Regions from separate parts of the Homo sapiens genome. Here region 2 is linked to region 1. The links are chromatin contacts, found by Hi-C or POLR2A ChIA-PET in ENCODE. All regions are on one chromosome and are shown on one strand. Each heading gives the region's core, a stretch centred on a gene start or an enhancer-like site at or near the end of the contact. The rest is flanking DNA. Distances are from core to core; before and after follow the strand shown. Region 1 holds the start of APOBEC2 (apolipoprotein B mRNA editing enzyme catalytic subunit 2). Region 2 overlaps FOXP4 (forkhead box P4).

Evidence for each region. A loop is a pair of places that touch in the nucleus more often than their neighbours do. ChIA-PET counts read pairs that join two places held with the same protein, here RNA polymerase II (POLR2A).
Region 2: a map of HepG2 shows a loop between it and region 1 (3-fold over the local background). The contact joins the enhancer-like site here to the promoter of APOBEC2 in region 1. A Hi-C loop is called at or near these places in 1 of 168 maps with a recorded cell type or tissue (HepG2). POLR2A ChIA-PET finds 5 or more read pairs at or near these places in 1 of 52 experiments (activated naive CD4-positive, alpha-beta T cell).

Annotation. Positions count from the first base shown.
Region 1 is chr6:41,051,038-41,056,717 of GRCh38, forward strand. APOBEC2 (apolipoprotein B mRNA editing enzyme catalytic subunit 2) reads left to right here and starts at 2,165. Exons shown (of 3, transcript NM_006789.4): 1 at 2,165-2,441. The coding sequence starts at 2,311.
Region 2 is chr6:41,581,817-41,587,496 of GRCh38, forward strand. FOXP4 (forkhead box P4) reads left to right here. Exons shown (of 17, transcript NM_001012426.2): 4 at 2,953-3,075; 5 at 3,615-3,701; 6 at 5,193-5,340; 7 at 5,483-5,680. Among named protein-coding and RNA genes, the nearest start is that of MIR4641, 14 kb to the right of the region's middle. RefSeq lists enhancers at 1-222, 1,869-2,448, 2,449-3,028, 3,029-3,608. Within about 2 kb of position 2,980, at least 7 of the 41 ENCODE cell types and tissues checked have a DNase peak (open chromatin) inside an H3K27ac peak, as active enhancers do.

The sequences.
Region 1 (5,680 bases), core at 915-3,414:
AGGAGATGGAGACCATCCTGGCCACATGGTGAAACCCTGTCTCTACTAAAATTACAAAAATTAGCTGGGCCTGGTGGCACATGCCAGTAGTCCCAGCTACTTTGGAGGCTGAGGCAGGAGAATCGGTTGAACTCGGGAGGCGGAGGTTGCAGTGAGCCAAGATCGTGCCACTGCACTCCAGTCTGGTGACAGAGTGAGACTCCATCTCAAAAAATAAATAATAATAATCCTTTTAGTAGTAAATCCAAAAGGTAGGGGACCATATAATTTATTGTCCACAGCGGGACACCTTTGGGAGTAAAGGGGTGCTATTAGTAATTATGTCTGGACAACAGGAAGAAACCATGACTGGCAAACCAAAATGCTGGGCATCACACTAACAGAGCACTCTGCTGCTCAGACTCTCTGGAGGAGTGAGCCCTAAATCTTCCAAACCATCTTGACTCCTCTTCTTTAGTCAGACCCTCCAAAGGGTGCCCTACCCTCTCATCCCCACCAGCCAAACCCATTTGGAGCTGTTTTCAGATCCGTTCCCCAGTGTTCTTAGGTTCCTCATTTTCAACCTACAAGTGACCCTGACCCCTTCCTTCTGCTTCCCTGAGAATGGCCTAGAGTGTTTGCACTGCTCCAAACACGAAGACTTTTGCCTCTGCTAAGTACCCATCATGAGAGCTGCAAAAATCATCTAGCCATCCTCTGCTGCTGTTCCGGCTCAGGGTCTTTTCTATGGGCCCCCATCATCTCTCTCTGGCCTCAGTAGGCTTCTCACTGGTCCCCTGCCTCTGCTCTTCCCAAGTGCTCAGACCACCTGTCTCACCTGTTCAGAGACAATGGCTTCCCACCTCAGTCTGAGAAAAAGCAAGGTACTTATGACAGCCCATAAGGCCCCAGTCCCTTTTACCCTTGTTATCTCTCTGGCTTAATCTCTTAGAACTCTTCAGTCACCCAGATGTATGTCCTCGCTAGTTCCTCAAACACCCCAGGAATGCTCCCTTCTCAGAGCCTTTGCTCACGTTGTTCCCTTCCTTGGAACGCTTTCCTCTTAGACAACCAAATGATTAGTTCCCTTGCCTTCTTCACGTCTTCTTCAATTGTCTCCTTTTCAAAGTCCTTCACCCTGGCCATCCTATAAGTACGTAACCCCACCTCTTAGCACTTCCTGTTTCCATTTCCTGTCTTTTCTCCTTGGCACTTGTCATCACAAAATAGACCATGTATTTTACTTACCTTATTTGTTGTTCAGTTCCTCAAGCTCCACAAATCATCACAGCAGGGATTTTCATTTGCTTTGTTCTTTTGCCATATTCCCAGTACCTGAAACAGCACCTGGCATAGAGTAGATACTCAATAAATATTTGTTAAGAAGAATAAAAGACTGACTGTGAGGGCACATAGCATGGAGGTTGAATATTTGGCCTGAAGTACAAAAGCCTGCATTTTAATCCCGGCTCTGCACACTTCTGTGACTCAGTTTACCTGTAACTTGGGATAATACACATCGCCTCCCATGGCTGTGGCAAGCATGCATCTGATTTCATTTAAACCCCTAAACCCACTGCCTGGCCTGTTTCAAAATCTCTGAGCTAAGTAAATGGCAGCTATTGTTACTCAGGGAGGCTCCTGATCGATTTGACATTACATTATGGCTTTGTAACAGGCAAATCAGCACCCACCGCTTTTGAGTCATAACTCACACACTTACTCCCCAAATTGTCAGTTTTGATCCCACCTCTGCCAGGACCCCTCCTTTCCTGAACCCACGTTCCCCCAAAGCAAATGGCCTGGGTCTTTTTGCAGTCAGCCCCTTTCAACACACATCTCCTCCTGTTTAAATCTCAGAAGGCCACCCTCCTAAATCTCAGGATGCCTGCCCTGGGGCCCCTTCCACACTCTCCCCCAGTGGAGCTAGGGAATTTGGGTGGGAAACAAAGGGGAGAACATAAGGTGAGCTGAGAGGGAGAGGGAGAAGAGAGCAGGCCAAGCCATACCCACCTGCCAGGTTCCTGTCTTTGCCTACTGATAAATAGGGGATACTAATGGCCAGATTTTCCATTCCCCCACCCCAGCACCCGCTGTCACTCAATTAAAAAAAGATAGAGGGAGAGAGCCTGGGGGAGGGGCAGGAGGCCTTGGCTATAAAGCCTGTGGCTAAGTGGGGAAAGCACGAAGCCTGGCCTGCTGGGTCCTTTTCCCGTCATCCCCAGCCAGATTTAGCTGCTGACAGCTGCTTGGGACTCTGCCGCCAGGGCCTGGCCCAGACCTGCCTGCCTCTCTCCTCTCCCTCAGTGACTCCTGAGCCACAGCCCCTCCATGGCCCAGAAGGAAGAGGCTGCTGTGGCCACTGAGGCTGCCTCCCAGAATGGGGAGGATCTGGAGAACCTGGACGACCCTGAGAAGCTGAAAGAGCTGATTGAGCTGCCGCCCTTTGAGATTGTCACAGGGTAAGCCTCAGATGTGGGTCAGGGTTCTGCTCCCTAGAAGAGTGCAGCCTTGGGTTAGGCTGTGGAAATTCAGGATGGTTATATTAGGCGTCAGGGACAGCTACAACCCTGCAGCAGTGAGAGTGCACCAGTGGGCCCGGCAGGGGTGGTAGGGGACCCAGCAGCAAATTCTCTTGGCTTCTCAGGGTGACACCTTGGGCTCTCTAATCAGGGAGAGGTAGGAGGAGCTCCTTGGAGGCAAAAGCCCAGAGAATAAAACCACCCTTCAGGCCTCCTGGTATTGGGATGGCCACCTGCCTCTCTGGGTAGAAGCTTAGTCCCAGGGAGTTTGGCGAGGACAGAGGATGAGACTGGCACATCTATATGTGGCTCCGTTCAAAGCAACCCTTCCCCTCAACTTCTCTGTTCCTGAGTGGGTCTCTCCGCTAGCCATAGGCCTCTAGCCCTTTCTTTAGAGCTTCTTCCTGGAGTAGATGCTCCCAAGACAGGAAAGATAGATCCATCCTTTCCCAAGACTCAGAAGCAGCTTTTTTCTTATTAAATCTTTTGAGTCTCCTCAGGGGCTGTCCCACAGAGAAACAGAGAAATTACATGCAGATAACGCAGCCCAGGAGCTTATGGACACAGGAGCTGTTCCAACATGCTCAGGCATTGCCTGGAGGAACTGGGACCCAAAGAAAAGGGTCTACAGACTGCAAGGAGGGGGCTGTGTGCAGGGTACCTCTGTCTTATCCAGATTATGCCATCTCCAGGAATAAAACTAAGTAGTCTTCTTCCTCTTCCCTTTCTATTCCTGTAGTGGAAGACCCTTCTAAATCCTGAGCAAAGAATAAAAAGAGAATCTATGAGGCCATATTTCCTCCTTGAACCAAACGTTCCCTTCATGGGGTCTCCAGGAATGACCACAGGCAGAGTGGGTGCGAGACTAAGAGAAGTTTCAGGAAGAAAGGAGGCATGATGCTTTCAAGGGGGAAAGGAAGCCCTGAGTGGCAATTTGGACTTGATATTTCAAGCTTGACAAGTGATTTTCCAGTCAGCCACAGTTTTAGCACTTATAACATGAAGATCTATAGTAGTAAGGTCCCTTCCAGCTCAGATGTTTTCTGATTTTCAAGAGAACCTAAGGGAAAATGCATCCTATTTCCTGAGGCAAGAGTAGCCCCTGAATTTCCATTTGCCCATGCCCACCCAACTAATCTCACCCTCATCCTAGGATTAAGGGAGCAGCTGGGCACAGATTAATATAGACACAGGGAAAGCCTAAGGCAGCCTGGCCAGGAGAGTCCTCAATTCCAGTGGCTTTCTTATGGAAGGAGAGCCTTTTTCTAACACCTAAGCATGCTGGTATACGCTATCCTTAGTCATACACACACGCGTGTGCACACTACACTCTTGTGTGGCTTTCCAACACAGAGGGAGGGTAGGTCAAGAACAGAATTAGACTATGTTTGTTCAGCTGAACATGCTTTGGGGGTCCCAGAGCAATGGATCCTGAAGGGTTAAGTCCACTGATATAACTTACATTTGTCCAGGGCTTTATAATCACAACATAGTTTCATGAACATGAGACCATTCAACACTCAGCACAAAGGTAGGAGAGGGAGATATATTATTGCCACTTTACAGAGGGGGAAACTGAGACTCAGAGAGATTGAATGGTATGTCCAAAACCACAGAACTGGTAGGTGGCACATCTTCTTACTCCCAGCAAAGTATCCTTTCTACTGGTTTCTTATTCATTCTGGATCCCAGGTTTCCCAGAGCTCCACGTTATCTCTATCTGGGAGGTAGTGAGGACCCAAGGCTCAGAAAAAGGGGCACAGAAGGGGCAACGTTCTGAGCATTCTGTGAACAGTTCAGGTGGGAGCAGAGCGCTGAGTGTTTCCTGGCCACAAGTAACAGCTGTAGAGAGCTGTCTCCTGGGCCCCTCTGGGTAAACAGATGGCTTAAAATAGCCCAGAGGTGCAGCTGGGTCTGTGCAGGGAGAGGGTGAGGGAATAGCTTTCCTCTCCTTCCCTCTTGAGATGCATTCCCCCCAGGACTCCCTCCTGGAGTCAAGGGGGTCAGCAAAGCAGCTTTTCTAGCCTGGTCTCCTATAGGGAAGATCTTTAGTGCTCCTTATATTTGGGCCAAAAACTAGCAGAAGAGCAGGTAGCTTTTCCGGAAACAGTCCGACATGAGGAGGGTAGCTGGTAGGAAGGAGAGATGCCCAGCTCATAGCGATTCTGGTTGAATAGGGCATTCAGGATAGAAAGCGGAACTGAGCACATTAACAAAATAACATGGTAGAATGTTCTGGAAAAGGGCCTAAGCCTGCCGTAGCGTGCTGAAGCCAGTTCCTGTTGGTTCACAAGTCTCTTCCCTACTCTGCATCCAGTGATATCACCTCGGGAGCTTGAAATCTCTGTAATGGGAGTACTTACCTTATGGAAATCAGCAAACTTTAGAAATTGGGGATTCTTCCTTCTATCAGAGAGATGAGTGTTACACTTATCAGCACACCATTGAAAACCAGAAACCTCTGAAAGTGAGAGGAAGAGCAGTGGGAAAGGGATCAGGTTTGGTAATGCTTAAGACGGAGCTCTGAAGGATACAATTTGAGGCCTGGAGAAGGCATCATATGTATCATACATCAATTTCCTTTTTCTTTTTTGGAGATGGGGTCTTGCTTCTTGCTCTGTTGCCCAGGATGGAGTGCAGTGGTGCAATCACAGCTCACTGTCGTCGCAACCTCCCGGGCTCAGGTGATCTTCCTGCCTCAGCCTCCCAAGTAGCTAAGACTACAGGTGCATGCCACCACGCCCAGCTAATCTTTGTATTTTTATAGAGATGGGTTCTGACTGTGTTGCCCAGGCTGCTCTCAAACTCCTGGCTTCAAGCAATCCTCATGCCTCAGCCTCCCAAAGTGCTGGGACTATTGGCGTGGGCCACTGTGCCCAGACTAGCTTTGAGTGTCTACTGTTGTCCAAAACCTTAGAAGTTAGATTACTCACTCTTTCAGGTGAGGAAACTAAGCCTCAGAGGGATTAAGTCATATGGCCAAAGCTTGTTGATGGAGTAGGATGTGAACCCCAGGACTGTCTGACTCCAAATCATCACACTGCATCCAAAAAACCAGAGAGGATTCTTTTTATATTTACTGAATAAGAGTTTTTCATTTACTGCCTGTTTCCCCTGTTAGTATTTAACCTCTATGAGGACAGCACTTTGTCTTTTTCACTGCTTTATCTTTAGCACCT
Region 2 (5,680 bases), core at 1,730-4,229, 530 kb after region 1:
GAGGCCTTCCAAGGTCATCTCTTCCATTCCCCTGCTTCCAAGGAAGAAAGGCCCGAGGAAGGAAAGGCCACATCCTTTTTTCACATGCTCCTGTCAGTGACTCACAGTCCTGGTGCCTGGAAAGATCTTCTGAGTGTCTGGTCTCAGTCTTTCCTGTTGCGGGCCACGTTCGTCTCTAGTTCAGCTCTCACAGCAGTGAGAATGAGTGGCCTAGTGCCTTGGTCCTCAGTGACCTTTGTCAGGCAGCACCCTAAGGCACACCAGGGGAGGAGACAGAGAAGGAGGGGAAAGGGAAAATCCAGAATGTTTTAAAAAGTGATTTTCTTCACGTTTACATAGAATTTAATGGCGTACAAGTCACTTTCACCCCTGCTCCCACTGTCCCTTCCGGGTCAGGGTCAGGGCAGGTTATTTAACCTCTCTGGGCCTCAGTTTTCCCATCTCATCTGTGAGATGTTAATGATGATGGCACCATCCTCACAGGGTTGCCGTGAAGATTCCATGAGATACACGTGTAAAGGGCTTAGCCAAGTGCCGTGCTGGGCACATAATAAGCAGTCAGCAACGTCTGCTAATGATGCAGGGAGGGCAGGTGCCCCAAATCCCAGTTAGCCGACCGGGAAAGTGAGGCTTGGTGATTTCAAGGCTAGTAAATATCAGGGACAAAAACCAAGGTCACCTGACCCAGAAATCTAGGGCTCTGAGCTCACCTGCACCAAGATGCCTCTCTTTGTTGGGCACCCCCTTGGGAGGAGGAAAGAAAGGACAGTGGTACTTGTTCCATGTCTTTGGATGGCAAAACCCACCTTCTTTGAGCAGCCTCCCCAGCTGCCTCTGGAACACCCAACAACAGACTTAGGGGCTGGCTCTGGAGTTGGGTCTATGCCGTTGTCTGCCTCCAACCCCAGGCCCACCACATCCACCCCTGCAGCCTGGCTTTCAGAGAGTCCTTCTAGGATACAACCGTAGAGTAGGAAGTTAGCCTTTGGGATCTCAGCCTCATCAGCCCCCTCAGCCTCCGGACGTCCCACCTCCACATTCTCTCCCTAACCCTTCCCAAGACCTGCCCTGCGGTGGGGCAGGCAGCATAGGATGTGAAAACCCTGGGAGCTATGGAGTATGCAGACCTCAGCTTACATCCCAACCCTGCCACTTAAGGCCACCAGACTTTCCTGGTCTCCTCATTGGTAAAAATGAGGTTAAAAAACAACAACAACAACAAAGAACAAAAAACACTCCTAAGGGCATATCCCCCACTGGCTTAGAGGTCTCTTGGAGCCTTCATTCACATGGTATGCCCATGACTAAAGAGCTAGGTGTTACCCCTCCCAGGCCCATGTGGATAGAGATGGGCTGGGATAGGGGAGTAAAGCCCAGGGGCAGGGACAGCCGCCAGTGATGGGGTGAGCGAGAGGTGTTGGGAGCCATGGGATTCCCCAATGTCCTTGGATTCACTGTACCTCCCTGGTTGCTTCTCTGCCTGGGGATTTCCTAATCCATGGCTTAAGGGGTGGTTCAAGGCTGAGTCCTGCCTCTGCCAGGCATTGAAAAGAGATCCAACTCCTCCTCCCCTACCCCACAGGTGAGGCTGAGGCTTGGGAGAGGGTCCCCTGAGGACCTAGCCTGTCACAGCCTAGGACAAGTCCCTACACAGCACTCCTCTCTGACTGGGCTAGCCCTGTAACCTTCCCTTCCTGCTTCCGGGCTGGCAGAGGGGCCTCTGAGGTGCCAGGGAAGGCATTTCAGCTCAGGGGGGCTAACACTTAGTGTACCTACCATGTGCCAGGCACTCTGCCACAACTTGGGAGTGAGAGAGGAAATTAGAGAAGAGTCCTGTATGCATGGGGTCACAGAGTGGAGGGGGCGGCAGACAGCCCCATCAGAGCACCTGTCCTGCTAATACAGGAACAAGACAAAATAGCAGCTGAGACCTGCCTGTCCATGACTGCACAAGCCTGGGGGGTTCAGGGGAGGTGGGGCTGGGAAGAGAATGATGTCATTGCTTTTCTCTGAATCTTTTCCCTGTAGCTGGATTCTTTGGGCCTTCTATAGAGGCCTGACCCAGGGCAGGGGGTAGAAAGCTGTTCTACTTTGAGAATCCTGAATGTTCCAGCCTAGAAGGAATCATCTCTTACAGCATAGTCTCTTATGTTTTATGTTTGAGGAAACCGAAACATAAGAGAGGGCAAGTGACTTGCTAGAGTCACACAGCCAGCTCAGTGCAGAGTTAGGAGCGGAAGCCTGCCCTGCTAACTCCCTGCCTGCCATTCTTCCCACCCCACCCTAGACATAGCTACACACATGCACACACATTAGGACCAGGATGGCACCAAGAGCGCTCTGTGGGCTTCACCTCTGGCCACTGTGTGTGCCGTCCAGGCAGGTGTGCCGGGGTGTGTGAGAGGAGACAAAGTGCAGGTCCTCGTGCAAGGTGGGCCACGTTTTGAATCCTTCCCATGCTGTAGACTGCCCTCCCAGCCAGGCCTACCTTGCAGGAAGTGGTCTCAAAATAGACTGCGTGAGACTATGGGTGGCCTGGTATGCTGTCCCTCCCCATTACTGGGGGGAACCAGCCAAAGCATGGGTTCTACTGACCAGTGTCACTACAGCCTAATCTTCCTGCTCTAAGGACAGCCCGTCCTATGATAATAGCCAACCCTTATGTGCACTTGCTGTGTGCCAGGCCTTGTTTTAAGTATTCACTGATTAGTCCTTATGGTGACCTTAATAGGTAGGTACTATCACTGTTTTCGTTTTAGAGATAAAGAAAACAGACAACAGGAAGGTAAGTCACTGTCCAAAGAGAGAGACAGCCAGCAGGCAGCAGAGCCAGAATTGGAACCCAGGCAGCCTCCCTGGGAGCCACTCTGCCACGCTGAGAGTGGGGCCCTGGGTGGTGCCTCCTCCTGGGTTGGGGTCCAGGGGACAGGGCTAACGGGCCGAATCCTGCAGGTGCCTGTGTCGGTGGCCATGATGTCGCCGCAGATGCTTACCCCGCAACAGATGCAGCAGATCCTGTCGCCCCCGCAGCTGCAGGCCTTGCTCCAGCAGCAGCAAGCCCTCATGCTCCAGCAGGTGAGTCTGGCCCCAGGGCAGCTGGTCCCTCCTCCTCTGCCTGGCCTGGCTCCTCCCACCCTGTTTACACCTCACCAAGGGCCCAAGCTGTCCCAGAAACCAGAGAGACTGCTCAGGCCAGACTGATCTGCATTCCTCTAGGGTAGTGGGGAGAGGTCAAAGGTCAGGCATCTCTTATGGTGGCCCTGCCCCCACAATACTCCCCGGTCCTCCCTCCCTGCATGCTGGCCCCACTTCTATCTCCTGAACAGGGAAGGGCAAAGTACTGGAACATTCTGGCACGTTGTCCCCTGTGACCTGCTCAGGAGATCCACCAAAAGCAGGGAGGGTTCAGAGCTGTGGGAATGAAACTCCTCCATCCCTTGCTCCCTCCCTCCGCACCCAGACCCTGCTCAGGGCCCCTCCAGGCTGACTGGGGAAAGCCAGACCATGTTTTAGGGAAACTCCCTTCTCCTGCCCCCAGGAGCCCAGATGGGACAGGGCTGGGGTTGTGGGGATAGCAGTACCCTGCCAGTGGTAACCCTCCTCCACCCCCCCAGCTACAGGAGTACTACAAGAAGCAGCAGGAGCAGCTCCACCTGCAGCTCCTCACCCAGCAGCAGGCTGGGAAACCGCAGCCCAAAGAGGTAAGGGGCTGTACCAGGGCCCACCACCGCCCTCACCCCCTGCCCAGAGCTGGGTGTCCAGAGCTGGTCAGGAGGGAATTGCCTTGCAGGAATAGTAGAAAAATCTAGAAAAGGCTGAGGAAGGGGACCAAGGATCAGTGTGGGGGAAATGGGGATGGTGGTTCTTACGTGTCTCCATCTCCCCTCATCCCCATTCATTCTTTCTCTCCTTGCCTCGTGTTGTTGTCTCTGTGCACATGGGTGTAGACAGGTGTGTACGTGTCACCCCCGTGTGTGGTGTCTGCCGGGCCACGCTCATGTGCCTTGTGGTCGCACCATCTTCCTGCCCCCTTGTCTCTTTGTGACCCAGCACCTCAGCCCTCCCCTCCTTGTCCTGCGAATCTCTGAGTCCCTCAGCAAACCACCTCCCCTTACCTCAGCCTGCCCCCAGCTTCTTCCCCTTCTTCTTATGACTTGCCCAGCCACCCCTCGGTCTCCTCTCAGAGCTCCCCAGCCTACATCCCCTACCCCATCGGAGCTTCTATACCAGGCCCTGGAGGCCCTTCTCCCCTGGGTCCCAGACCTGTGCATCTCTCCTGCTGCCCAACCGCAGCCCCAAGCTCTAAGTTTCCTCTTCCCAGAAGGCTGCCCTGACACCCAGGAATTCTCCAGCACCCCCAGTCTCCCCCTCAGCAGTCTTGTAATTGCTGTGTTATCAGCAGGTAAATCTCTAGGCTAAGTTTATCCTGTGTCTCTCTATTGAATAGCCAGCCCCCACCCTACCCCATGCTTCCCACCCCCAGCAGGCAGGCAGAGACATCTCTGCCTCTCAACCCACCCAGGACATGCTTGGCTCATGGGGCTCAAGAGAGACTTGCTGACAGCCTGACTTGTCAGTGCCTGTGTGAAGAACTGAATGGGTGGGGGTAGGTAGAGTGGGTGAGCCAACGAGTACAGGGCGCCTGGGCAGTGGTGATGTGACTGTTCTCCGAGCCTGGGTCCCAGTGAGTCCCGTCAGACTCCTTGATTCTCTGTATCTAAAAAGCAAGAGAGGAAAAGAGCTGGGGGAGAGAAAACTCCCTCCCCAGAGCAGAAGGGGGCACCCCGGGCATGTGGGAAGGGTGCCCTCCAGGCAGGAGTGGCCCCCAGAATCTGACAGGCTCATCGATCATTGTGATGAGGCACCCCCAGGCGTGCACAGCTGCGGTGCAGGGAGCTGAAGCAGCGGAAGGAGGGAGGCGGGAGGAGGGAGGGCGTCGTGCTGCGTGTCTGGGTCTGGCTGTGTGTGTTTGCGCGCGTGCGTGCGTGCGTGCATGCGTGTGTTTACTGCGAGGAGGCATGCAGCCTTATGGAAGCTGGGCCGGGAGCAGAGACACTGCAGCTGCAGACGCCACAACGACAGCTCCAGGGGCTGACAGGCCCTGGGAGGGGGTGGCCGCGGGGTGGGGGCCAGATGGCATGCCTGAAGCTGATGGCACCCCTCTCTGCCCGCCCCCTCGGGCCCCTCACCAGGCACTGGGGAACAAGCAGCTGGCCTTCCAGCAGCAGCTCCTGCAAATGCAACAGTTGCAGCAGCAGCACCTGCTCAACCTGCAGAGGCAGGGGCTGGTCAGCCTGCAGCCCAACCAAGCCTCGGGGCCCCTCCAGACCCTTCCGCAAGGTGAGCACCCGCCACTCCTCCCCTCCCAGCCCCAACCCCACAGCCCTGCCTGTACGCAACAGCTGGCAGCCCCTGTTCTTGGGGCCAGGTAGAAAGCCGAGTGTTCGTGGGGCCCTGCCAGCCTCCCCTGTCTCTCCCACAGCAGCTGTTTGCCCAACAGACCTGCCCCAGCTGTGGAAGGGCGAGGGTGCCCCCGGGCAGCCTGCCGAGGACAGCGTCAAGCAGGAGGGGCTGGACCTCACTGGCACGGCCGCCACCGCTACCTCGTTTGCCGCTCCCCCCAAGGTCTCACCCCCCCTCTCCCACCATACCCTGCCCAACGGACAGCCTACTGTGCTCA